2 separate regions of the Homo sapiens genome follow, and region 2 is linked to region 1. A link is a contact called in ENCODE Hi-C or POLR2A ChIA-PET data. All regions are on one chromosome and are shown on one strand. The core of a region is the stretch at or near the end of the contact, and the rest is flanking DNA. Distances in the headings are between cores, read along the strand shown.

Evidence for each region. A loop is a pair of places that touch in the nucleus more often than their neighbours do. ChIA-PET counts read pairs that join two places held with the same protein, here RNA polymerase II (POLR2A). Pooled maps may share reads with other maps.
Region 2: a map with no recorded cell type shows a loop between it and region 1 (2.2-fold over the local background). The contact joins two enhancer-like sites. A Hi-C loop is called at or near these places in 3 of 168 maps with a recorded cell type or tissue (CD8-positive, alpha-beta T cell, astrocyte of the cerebellum and endothelial cell of hepatic sinusoid), 2 of 37 single-sample maps with no recorded cell type and 2 of 50 pooled maps. POLR2A ChIA-PET finds 5 or more read pairs at or near these places in 5 of 52 experiments (HepG2, IMR-90, K562 and 2 more).

What each region holds. Positions count from the first base shown.
Region 1 is chr6:6,876,231-6,882,515 of GRCh38, reverse strand. All of the region lies in intron 1 of LOC105374903 (a long non-coding RNA gene), which reads left to right. Among named protein-coding and RNA genes, the nearest start is that of LINC03055, 6.3 kb to the left of the region's middle. Within about 2 kb of position 2,800, at least 4 of the 41 ENCODE cell types and tissues checked have a DNase peak (open chromatin) inside an H3K27ac peak, as active enhancers do.
Region 2 is chr6:6,916,127-6,922,628 of GRCh38, reverse strand. No RefSeq gene overlaps it. Among named protein-coding and RNA genes, the nearest start is that of LINC03055, 34 kb to the right of the region's middle. RefSeq lists an enhancer at 3,778-3,827. Within about 2 kb of position 2,133, at least 5 of the 41 ENCODE cell types and tissues checked have a DNase peak (open chromatin) inside an H3K27ac peak, as active enhancers do.

The DNA.
Region 1 (6,285 bases), core at 1,551-4,050:
AGAGCAGGAGGATGGATAAATGCTATGGGGTGGCCAGGTCCCACGGGGCTGTGGGAAGGACCTTGACCTTTACTCTGAGGAGCATGGGAGCCATTGTAGAGTATTGAGCAGAGGAGTGACATGACCTGTCTGGAGCTTTCCACAGAGTCCTTCTGTCTGCAATTTTACTCTCCATTAGACTGACAAGCTCCTTGAGGGGAGGCACTGTGTCTTGTTCACCTTTATTCTCAGGACATAGCACATCTAGCTTTAGAAGACCTCAATATATATTTAACAAATGAACAATGAATGAATGAATGCATGCATGCATGAATGACTGCTATCTCCCAACCGCCAGATCCTGGCTCCTAAGGGCTCTGGGAATCTTCTCCCTGTGGAAGGAAAGCTCTGGTAGAAAATGCTGCCAACAGCTAAGGCCTCGGGGTTCTTAGCTGCTTGCTTGGATGTCACTATGGCAGCAACATACATCCAAACCAGTTTTCACTGTTGCCACAGAGCAGCTGCTTAATTAATCAATGTCACCCGGAGGGAGGATTTCAGGGGTGACCCTGCCCTTCACAGTCTTCTGCTGGATGAAGTCATAGAGTTATTACCAAACTTGCAGATGGAGGTAGGAGGAACAGAGGGTTTGTTGATGGATGGACTCAGGATTTACAACTATCTTTATAGGTTCAGGCCTATAAAGAGGCCTCATCAACTGGAGAAGGTAAGATAGGGAGATGTCAGGTTCTGCATCAGAGCCCCAAATCAACAGTAAAAACGGCCACTGGGGGGATTTGTAGCTTTGGTAGGTGTCAAACACTCTGAGTTAAAAGTGTGAAGCAACTGTCAAAAGTCTTAAAGCTCTCTGAGAAGCCACTGTAGATGTAGGTGAATAGATGCATCTTATCTGAGAGCTGTAAGCTGCCTCTGTGTAAACCCACTCCCAGGATTCCAGGTAGGACACCTTCAGAGAGCTGTGAGCACACTGGGAGGATGACAGGGAGGGGTATTTGAGAGCACAGTGGGTGGTTATTTGGAGAAGAGGAGTCTAGGGGTGGGACTTGATAAATGTCTCCAAATATTATTAGTTCTGAATTCTTAGGTCTGAGAGAACTTAGATTTGAGAGTTAATGTGAATGCCCTCAAGGGGATGAAATAGGACCAACTGGATATCAGCTCAACTGATGGAAGCAATGTCCAGACATCAGACGGGTTGCTTCAAGCCTCTCTCTTTTTTTAGTAGGGAGGGGAGGACAATCGGTAGGGAGGAATGCTGTGGAATTGACTTAAGCATCAGATAAGCACTGGAGTTCTTCAAAATGCCTTTTCACACTGGGGTTCCGTGAATGCATCTCCTCTACTACTGTATGGCCGACTGTGCTAGTTACTCTTTAATACCCGTTCTTCACTGCTTCATCAGTAATGATAACCCACAATTTTAGCATACCTTTCAAGGGCAAAGGCTTCTTTCCTCGGTCTCACTTGGATCTAGGCATGGTCAAGGGGAAAGCTACGGCTAATGGACTAAAAGCAGAAGTATCATGTTCAACTTCTGGGAAGTAGTATTAAAGAGAGGGGGTGTGTCCTTATTTCTCTTTCCTACTTGCTGCGGGCTAGAATGTGGATGTGGTAGCTGGAGCTCAGTAGCCATTTTGGGCCATGAGGTAGAAGCTCTGTGTTGATAAGAAGCCTGGGTTCCTGACGATCTTGGCCAGTATTGCAACCCTGGACTGCTGACCGTTACTATTTATGTGAAAGCTATATAAACTTGCATTTCTTTTTATTTTTATTTTTTTTTTTTTGAGATGGAGTCTCACTCTGTCACCCAGGCAGGAGTGCAGTGTCACGATCTCAGCTCACTGCAACCTCTGCCTCCCAGGCTCAAGCAATTCTCCTGCTTCAGCCTCCCAAGTAGCTAGGACTACAGGCGCACACCACCATGCCCAACTAATTTTTGTATTTTTAGTAGAGACGGGGTTTCACTGTGTTGGCCAGGCTGGTCTCAAACTTCTGACCTTGTGATCTGCCCACCTTGGCCTCCCAAAGTGCTGGGATTACAAGCGTGAGCCACTGTGCCTGGCTACAAACTTGCATTTCTGACAAGCTATAGTTATTTTTGGGTTTTTCTGAAACTTACAAATGAACCCATTTCTACCTAATGTACCATGGAAAGTAAATACACACACACACACACACACACACACACACACACACACACGAGAAGAAACAGCATTGCTTGGCTTCAAATCCAAACTCCACTACTTGCTAAGTGCTGTGTGTCTTTAGACAAGTTTCTTAACATTTCTGTGCTTCAGTTTCCAAACTGAGAAACTGGGAATAATAATAGTAACAACTGTGTAGTTTTTGTTTGGCTGGGTTTTTTTGTTTTTTTGTTTTTTGTTTTTGGAGGAGCAGATTAAATGAGAGAATATATTTATTTAAAGACATAGAACAGTGGTCTATACATAGCAAAGATTTGATACATGTTAGCGACGATCATCATGTAGGCACCATCCACATTTTCTTTTTCTTAAAACAGACTTTCACACTATTGCCCAGGCTGGAGTGCAGTGGCACAATCTTGGCTCACTGCAACCTCTGCCTCCTGGGTTCAAGCGATTCTTCTACCTCAGCCTTCCCAGTTGTTGGGATTACATGCGCCTGTCACCGTGCCAAGCTAATTTTTGTGTTTTTAGTAGAGACGAGGTTTCACCATGTTGGCCAGGCTGATCTCGAACTCCTGACCTCAAGTGATCCACCCACCTTGGCCTCCCAAAGTGCTGGGATTACAGGCGTGAGTCACTGCACCTCTTGGCAAACCATTTACACTTTCATTTCCTCATACTCTGCCTCTCCATACTAAAGAGTTTTCCTCATACTCTGCCTCTCCAAAACTATAGGGTTTTACCAAATATGTTTCCCCTTATTTTGTTTTCATTTGATGACTTCCATTAATGTCCCAGAACACAAAAAGAAACCATGTTAAGAGTAGTCAAAATGCAGTTTATGCATAGGCAGCCAAGGTATTTTCTTCAGACAATCTGCTGTAAGGCATGGGGTTGAGGAATGAACTGTGTCTAGAAAAATGGGTCGCTGGGGTTTGCTCTGTGTTCTCAATAACTTCCCTGTTCTGGTTATGAGTTCTTAGATTGTGTAGAAACATAAACTTCATAGCAGTAAGCACTAATCAGTACCTAGAGAAAGAGTAGCCTTCTCTGCTTAGAGGTTGTCTTTCTCAGTTTCTAAAGAAGCCTAAGTTTGAATACCATCTGTTCATTTGTTTATTTATTGAGTTATTCATGGGGATACAAAGTTAGATAAGAAGGGGTCCAGACTCCTAAGATGCTCACAGTTGAGTAAAGAAGGCAGATGCAGCTGCATTTCCTGTGCCTCTCTGGACATGCCTCTTCTCATGTCTGGCTCTCTGAGCCATGGGTGTCAGTGGGTGATTAACAGTTTGCTAGCAATAAAAGGTGGGGTGGTGCTTCTGGGAACTGATCCTCCAGAGGCGTCTGCACACGTATGGAAGGATGTACGTGAGCAGTTATTCACGGCAGCATCTCTTGTAGGAGCAGAAGCCTGGAAGCAACCCAAGTGTCGTCTTTAGAGGACTGGGTAATCCGTGAACATCCCACACATGAATACTACACAGCAGGGCAAAGGAGCAGGGCTGCTGTCTGTGCACAGACCTGGCAAGCTTTCCAGAAAATGCCGTGAAGAGACAAAAGCAAAAAGCATTGAGTATATATAGCTGGTTATATTTTGTGTAAGAAAATAGCATCTGTGTCAGTATTTGCTTGTATTTTCAGGAAGACTGGAAAGATATCAGTGACCTTAGAGAATATAAAGTAAGATAAAGGGTAACTCTAAGTGGAACAAGTTTTTTTTTGTTTGTTTGAGATGGAGTCTCACTCTGTCGCCTAGGCTGCAGTGCAGTGGCGTGATCTCGGCTCACTGCAACCTCCGCCTCCTGGGTGCAAGCGATTTTCCTGCCTCAGCCTCCTGAGTAACTGGGACTACAGGCATGCACCACCATGCCCCGCTAATTATTTTGTATTTTTAGTAGAGATGGGGTTTCACCATGTTGGTTAGGCTGGTCTCAAACTCCTGACCTCAAATGATCCGCCCACCTCAGAATTAGGTTTTAATGTTATAATTTGATAATTATCCTATTCAACAACATATCAAATCTGAAAGAAATCACATGAATTTTTTTTTATTATTATACTTTAAGCTCTAGGGTACATATGCACAACGTGCAGGTTTGTTACATAGGTATACATGGGCCATGCTGGTTTGCTGCACCCATTAACTCGTCATTTACATTGGGTATTTCTCCTAATGCTATCCCTGCCCCAGCCCCGCACCCCACGACAGGCCCCAGTGTGTGATATTCCCCTCCCTGTGTCCAAGTGTTCTCATTGTTCAATTCCCACCTATGAGTGAGAACATGCAGTGTTTGGTTTCCTGTCCTTGTGATAGTTTGCTCAGAATGATGGTTTCCAGCTTCATCCATGTTCCTGCAAAGGACATGAACTCATCCTTTTTTATGGCTGCATAGTATTCCGTGGTGTATATGTGCCACATTTTCTTTATCCAATCTATCATTGATGGACATTTGGGTTGGTTCCAAGTCTTTGCTATTGTGAATAGTGCTGCAATAAACATACGTGTGCATGTGTCTTTATAGCAGCATGATTTATAATCCTTTGGGTATATACCCACTAATGGGATCGCTGGGTCAAATGGTGTTTCTAGTTCTAGATCCTTGAGAAATCACCACACTGTCTTCCACAATGGTTGAATTAATTTACACTCCCACCAACAATGTAAAAGTGTTCCTTTTTCTCCACATCCTCTCCAGCATCTGTTGTTTCCTGACTTTTTAATGATCGCCATTCTAACTGGTGTGAGATGGTATCTCATTGTGGTTTTGATTTGCATTTCTCTGATAACCAGTGATGATGAGCATTTTTTCAAGAAATCACATGAATCTTTAATCTGGGGCTTTAGCTAATGTATCTTGAAAATTTTAGAAGTTGTGAAAAAAATTGAGTTATGGTAAAAATGACCAGCATTAGTAAATATCAGGCTTTATTTGAATGTGCTTTTCTTTGCAGCTAATGACACCTCCTAAGGATGAGTTTTAAGAAGAGCTGCAAAGAATTTTTTATATTTAAAAAAGTGAGGAAAGAGTCTTTTTTAGCATTCAATAATTCTTACAAAAGTTTCCCTTAATTTGCTATCATAATACTAACCCTAGTGAGTGATAAGTTTTCTTTCTTCCTCCCTTCCTTTCTCTCTCTCTGTCTCTGTCTGTATCACACAAACACACACAGACACACACACACACACGCAATTAGGAAGAATAAGAGGTGACTTTGTGGATGAAAAGCTGTTTTTCACTTCCCTCTACCATATAACTGAATTTAGACTATTCCCAAATACCCAAATTTTAATAATGGGTGTTCCTTTAACAAATAAACAAGCAAATATATAATGCCAGGGAAATCTCCAGAACACTCTGAGTTGATGGCGCTGTTATCATCAAAGGGGGCTTCCCTTTTGTTTGCTGCCCTGGAGTTTCCCCATCATGGAATGATGAATTGGAATCAGACATGGGAGAGCAGAAAGGGGGCCTCTCTTGTCTAAAGTGGGAGACAGGCTATCATGAAGGAACTCTGGGGCACCTTCTCAGTCCAACCGCCTTAAGAAAGAGTGCACGTGGAAGATGAGAATCTGCAAGTTGATTCTCTTAAGACTAGCCAAGCTGTGCCTCCCGGAAAGTCTTCAAGAACCCAAAGTTAGGGGGTGCCCAGTGAGTTGGAAGATTATAAGAGTAAAGAAGAATCATGAAGAGGGAAGGCATTTCTCTCTTTTTTTTTTCTTTTTCTCATTTTCCCTTTTTAAGATAAAAAAAGTTCTTAAAATTTACATATATCCTCGGGACTTTTCTTTTAATAGAGATGAGGACTGATTATGTTGCCCAGGCCAGCCTCAAGCGATCCTTCTGCCTTGGACTCCCAGAGTGCTGGGATTACAGGCGTGAGCCACTGTTCCTGGCCTTGGCTGGCATTTCTTAATTAAGGGGAGAGCCTCACCCATGATCACAACTCACCTATATGCAGCAGAATTGGAGAAAACTGTTCAGCAGCTCCCAGAAACTTCCCTGGGGCTTGTGTACTGAGGGGCCATAGAAATTGCTTTCTATAGATTGTAAGCTCTTTGAGGGCAGGTACTTTGTCATATCCTTCTTTCCTATTTCCCCCGAGGGCCCAGGAGTGTGCCAGGCACGTGGGAGTC
Region 2 (6,502 bases), core at 884-3,383, 41 kb before region 1:
AAAGCTCATGTGTTGGAAACTTGAAGCCCAATGCAGTGATGTTTGTAGATGGGGCCTAATGGGAGGTGTTTGGGTCGTGGAGGCCCCACTCTCATGAATGGATTAATGCCATTTTCTCAGAAGTGGGTTCATTATCCTGGGAGTGGGTTCTTTATTAAAAAAACAAGTCAGGGCTCCCCTACCACCTGCCTTCTGCCATGGGATGACTCAAGAAGGCCTTGCCAGATGTTGGCTTCTCAATCTTGGACTTCCCAGCCTCCAGAATCATGAGCCAATACATTCCTGTTTATTATACATTACCCAGTCTCAGATATTTTGTTATTGCAGCACAAAATGGACTAAGACAATATGTGTAATGCAAATCATGCTCCCATCAGTATCACTTTATTTCTTATTCACATTAAAAAATATGTACCATAGAAGCTATATCTATACATATGGTCATTACTGCTTCTGTGAATCAACCAGAAAATTTTTTAAAAAAAGAACATAGAGAACATGTTTTTGCTCTTTCTAATGTGGCATACCAGTCTTTATGTCAAAGTGTGGCCCCTCAAAGGACAGGCTGCAGGAAAGGATACACAGTGGACATCACTGTGTAACATGATCCTGGGTTCTCAAAGCAGTCTATTCTGTCCAGCGGGGAAGACCACCTTCCATTTGTTAGAACTGAGTGCTTCCCCGAGTGTGCCCCTTTCATTTAGAGGTGCTGCTAAAAGGATGCATTCACATCCACAAGCTGTGTGACGGTTCGTGTCGTATCTGAACGTGAACGACAGGATGGGAGCTTGGGAAGAGTGAAGGGCAAGGGAGAGCGAGAGGAAGACAGGATGATCCAAATCAAATGAAACACATGGGAACAACCTCCTTCCATATCCCCAAACTGCAACACTGGACAGGAAAAATCCAAAATTGTTGTAGGCGCATCCTATCTTTAGGAACAACGAGATAGCGTACACTCAGAAACCCCCAAGAGGAAAAGAAGTGAATTTGTCTCAGAAGAGAATGTTCTAGACAATGTCATAAAATGTGCAAGAGAACATTTACTTTTGACCAAAGCTGAAAGAAGAAATGTGGCCAGTGCACAGGGGTGATAGAGAGTAGGTACCCTTGTCCTAAGGAGTTTTGAGAAAGCTACAGTCTTCTGCTGGCACCTGGGGCTTATCCATTGCCATAGGAACCATTCATCTTATTGCTGAAGTTCTAAGTGATTTGAGATGAAGAATGTTTGCTTGAACACATTTTACCCTGTGGTCATCCTTCCGCATACAACTCTACCCTCAAAGCCGGAGTGCTTCCTGCTGCTGTGGAGCCGGGGTGCTGCAAACTTCTGGGATATTCCACAATTTAATGCCAGTGATTAGGATTTTTGTTAGGAAACTCCGGCAGGCAGATAACTCCAGCAGGTCCGAGACAAGTTGGTGTAAACGTTGGCACGGACTGGCTCACCTGTTGTGTGATTAAGTCATGGGGCTGCCTCTTGTTCTCTTTGGGACAAAGCCAGGCAGCATTTGTTCAAGTGAAAATTAAGGCTCTGTGTGGTGTGTGCCTGTATCAATAGAAACAGGCAAGCAGATTCCGCAGGGGAAAAGACTGAGCAAGTGGGTGGGAGGGACGACCCCGCAGCTGTGTTGAAGGTATCTCAGTCAAGGATGGCTTGGTGGCGAGAAACAAAAACCTACTTAGCTTAAGTGAAGTGGGATTTGTTGTAGGGTGTCAGGGGACCCACGGGGAGCTCAACAGGAGGAAGTGGAGGCTGACATCATGGGAACCTGAAAGCTGTCTGGCAGCTCCTCATGCACTGGCCCAGGCTCTGTCATCTCTAGGGCATGTCTGCCTCATTCCCTTTCTTTGCAGAGTGGGTCTTTACAAGGCCTCTCTCCCATCACAGGGGCCTGCATGTGGACTTGAGGAGGCCGTGGTGCCCAGGAGCGCCCCAACTCAGTATCACCACACAGCTCAGGTACCCAGTACTCCCAACACAGTGGACTCTATTAGGAGTTCTTAAGGCAGGAGTTCATAACCAATGGGAGAGTGGGACCTGGCCATCATGGCTAAATACTGGCATTGGTAGGAGGAATGCAGAGCTCTGATAAGGGCAACAGTAGCACTGGCTGTGAGTTACAGAGAGAATGAGTTGGCGGTATAGCCAGGAGAGGGTTGAAGGGCTGCCAGTTGTATAAAGAGGTTGAGTAATTGAAGGACCTTGTGAGAACAGAGATCAGAAATTTGGAGGTTATTAGGGAACAAGATGGCCCCTGGGGAGAGGTGGATCTTGGAAAGGTTGTGATTTGCTAGGGGAGCAGGTGCTGAGTTAGGCTTGGGTGAGCGCTGGCAGTGGCCAGGCTGGGTATGATGCAGAAACACTCTGATAAGTGTCATTTACATGGGTGGCATAGGGAGAGGCCACTTACTGGCAGAGAACTCGGACTGGAATTGAAAGGGAAGGACGGCCACACCCATCGTCACCACTGAATGGTGGGGGTCAGGGGAGACAAGGCAGGAGGAAGGAGATGTCTTCTCCAAGGAGAGGCAGGAAGCTGAAGAAAGAGGCGGGAGAGGAGGTGTCTGCATGATGGAAAGCTGGCAGAGGTGGCCCCAGTGCATGAGGCAGGGTGAGGAGATGCCGCTGGAAGGAGGCGACGGGGAGGTGGACCGGTGAGGAGGGATGGTTGATAGGGTTAGTACCAGTTGAAATGCCCTGTCTCCCGTAAAGGAGGCAGATAAACCACGTCGCAGAAGCACTGGGTGGAAGTAGGAAAGAGCCACATTAGAGGCAGGGAGGAGTTAACATGGCCTTGGCGGGATATTGCAATTGACTAAGAAAGCAGAGTTAAAGAGGAATGGGTGTGCATGGGCATGCGTGCACACACACACATACATACACACACACACACACACACCCTTGCTTTCTCCAAGGTAAGCTCAGGGATTCTGGAACAAGAGGAATCCTAGGTTTTGTGTCAGAGTGACCCTTACCAGGTGGCTTAGAGCATGCCCAGTCTGAATAAGGTTTGGAATTCTTTGAGGGTCTTGGTGTAACTGGACCCTTGTGGCCTATTACAGTCAAGATCTACACCCCCAGCTGCTTGGAATAAAACAAGTTTCTGATTTGCTTTTTTTCATTTATGCCAAAACATCCTAAACCAAAAAACCAGAAGACACATTATCAATTAAAGTACTAGGGTGTCCAGAGCTGAGACCAAATTGTTCTCCATCATATTTTGCGATATTTACCAACTTGCTTTTGCATGACTCAAGTTTATGTCATCAGATTATTTTGCTTTTAAAGCACTCTACTAAACATATAGCTAACCTTTAAAATTAAATGCATAATTTATACTCATTATAACATATTATGTGGCTTCAGTTACATTGTAATCTTTTGACCACATACTTTAATAGCGCTTGGCTTTTTTGTAAATGCCTAGCAACAATGTATTAGACATTATTGCATCTATTATGTTAACACTCACAATTTGTGTTATTGTAAAGCAGTTTCAAAAAACAGTTGAGCCTACAGTGCACACGAAAGTGATCTGAAAATCTTTTTCAATTTAGACGTAGGACTAAATGTAAAATATAATTCCTGAAGGATCTTAATTACTACAGTCTGTGTGTGTATTTGATAAGACTTGTGGAATCCAATTGTTGTTAAATTTTTATATGATGGACAAGTAGGAATGCTTTGGGGCCCCGTCGCTGTTAATAAAGCTCTGAGTCGCAAATATCACACACTTGTCAGACATGAATGGTCCTTTCTTTCTTAAGCTGCTGTGATGTCATTTTGCCTTATTTGGCTTCTAGCCTGGGTTCTCTTTCCAGTGCAGTCGACAGTGATTAGTCATTTCAGCAGGACTTCCCCATCAACATCTGCTCCACCAGCCAGTTACATGTGAGAAAACGTGGGATGGTGCTTTGAAATTGCAAAGGCTTATTGTGCAGATGGCGGTGAGGAGGAGATCTCGGCTACCCCACATGAAAGACCAGCGCAGTGGAGGATACCTCTCTCCACACCCACACACACGCTCCTGCTCAGCCTGCAGTTGCTCATTCTCTAGAGAATCCTCCCCAGGGAGTTCACACCTGCCTTTGCAAGATGCTTCCATGCACGGATTGGTAAGACATGGTCCTTGCCCTGGAAGAGGCCACTATCTGGGAATACATGTCACTTCCCACGTTTCTGTGCTCACAGCTTCGCCTCCCATCTCTTCCTTTGGAAGGTCCCAGCTACTTTCCAGTGGTCAAAGATTGGTGGCTTCTTTTTGAGCCTTGTCCTGGTTGACTTGTGTGATGGAAAGAGCACTTGAATGGGAGTCAAAATATTTGCTTTAGAATTTTAACTTGGTTTTTCACCCACACTGACCTTTAATTCTTTCAGTCAATGGTTGTTCTTCAACCTGAGCATGGTGGTTGCATTCCTTGGCCTGAGAGCCTTCCTTGGCTTTCCATTGCTTGTGGGGTACATTACCAATTTTATTTTTAGCCTGGCACCCCTTTCCCGTGTTTTCTGCCAGGTTCCCCCAAGCCCATGTGTACTTGGCATTCTCTAAATAATAGTATTTTAGGCCTGGGTTCTTACCGAATCTATACACTTGGTCCATAAGGCCCCTCCTTCCAAATTCTCCCTCTGCTTCTCCCCGCCGCCCCCACTGCTTCCCCCTCATTCTCCAAGGCTCAATTAAAAACTCATATGGTGAAGGCTTCCCCAACCTCCAGGCAAATTGAAGTTTTTATGCTTAATACCCATTTATTCCAACCATATTGCATCTTATAATGTATCATAGCTATTTGCATATTTGTTTATCAGTTTTACTGGATTATGGGCTTCATTATTTCATTTAACCTACTTTCTCATTGTGTCTGGCATTTAATAGGTGCCTAATAAAATTCTATTGATTACAAATGGGTAATTTAACTTCTCCACTTCCCCAGACTGACTACAAGCTTCTGGGGCAGCCAATCTGCTTTTCCTCTGTCTTTTCTCCATAGAACTCAGCTCAGTGACTGTCACATAGTAGATGCTTAATAAATGTTGAAAGTGGTAATGTAAGAAAGTGACTGAATAAAGCAGCAATGCAGTATTTGCTAGACAATATTCCAAGTTGAGGGGTGAAGTGGGAGAAAGATGGTAACAATGTTAATTTTAGGGATGGAGAACCTGCAGGAAAAAGGACATCTTGTGGGCATGACTCTAGGCTGTGTAGTTTGCTACTCATTTCACTTCTGTGGCCACTCCCCCCGGATCTCATCTCAGGTAATGCCAGTGCACTCTGTCGACAAGGCCACGTTCCCCACTGACTCACCTCACAGAAGCCTTTGGGTCTTAGGAGAGCCAAAGATTCTCGCCAACTGAGCACCTCCACCAGGTGGAACGTGGGCAAATGGGAGAATAACCTTAATGATCCTTGTCGCCCCCAGAAGGTCAGGGCTTGTTTATTACCTGAGTCCTAAGGCCCTTGCTGTTTCTGCCCTGCTGGAGATCACAGTGGACCCCAGCTCAGTCCAGCTTCCCACCAGGGCAGCAGGCCCTATGTGACCAACACAGAGTCTTCATTAGAAAGTGTGGGTTTCTATTTTTCAGTTTTTCATTTTTGGAACCCGGCTCACTTGCTCTGTAACATTTAACAGTTTCTGTTGCTGTGTTCCAGGCATTTTGCTAGGGGCTGGCACCCAGTGATGGGTCCAGTGAATGCAGTCCCTGGTCTCAGGGGCTCTCAGGCCAGGAGGGGAGGCTGCAGACGCTCACACATTGGCCCACACTGGACTAGCACGCAGGTGGGGTGCTCTGCAGGGGAGGTGGGACCAAGCACACAGTGCACAAACGAGGGGCCTAGGGAGGCCTGGGAAGTGACTTGGCCCCCAGGGCCTTCTGTCTGGACTGATGACTCAGGGCAGCCAGGCCGGAGAGACAGGGCAGGCCACTGAGAACGAATCAAGTAAGAGGCTAATGGAGGCAACAGTACAGGGAATAGGAAAGAACTTCCAGAGTGTTCTTTTCTCTGCCCACGTGGCAAGGTGAAACTTATGGCTAGGTAGACTTCTACTCTGTTATACCAAGTGCTGCCTGCCTCCTTCTGCTTTCCTTCCTCCCAAAAGTTTAACTCTGTCTCCATTTTCTCTCCATGAGCACAGGCATGTGGAAGTGTGGCATCACACACACACACCCACACCCACACACCCACACCCACACACACCCACACACACACACACACACACACACACACACAGCCGTGGTCTCTACTCCAGCTGTCAGAATGTCTGATTTTTGGGAGGGGTGGACTCACCTTTCCTCTGCCTTATCACCTCCAGCTAGTGAGGTTTTGTTCCTACTGAAACAGTAGAGAACAAAGAGAAAGAGGCTAGGGGAAACTCAGAGCTCCAGCAAACAGAAGGGATGGAGAAAGTTCAGCTGCTTTGTCGTGGTTGTTATGCAACCACTTTGCTAGCCCTTACCTGGAAAAGAAAAAGTGGAATTGTATTTTTGGACTGCTAGAGCTGG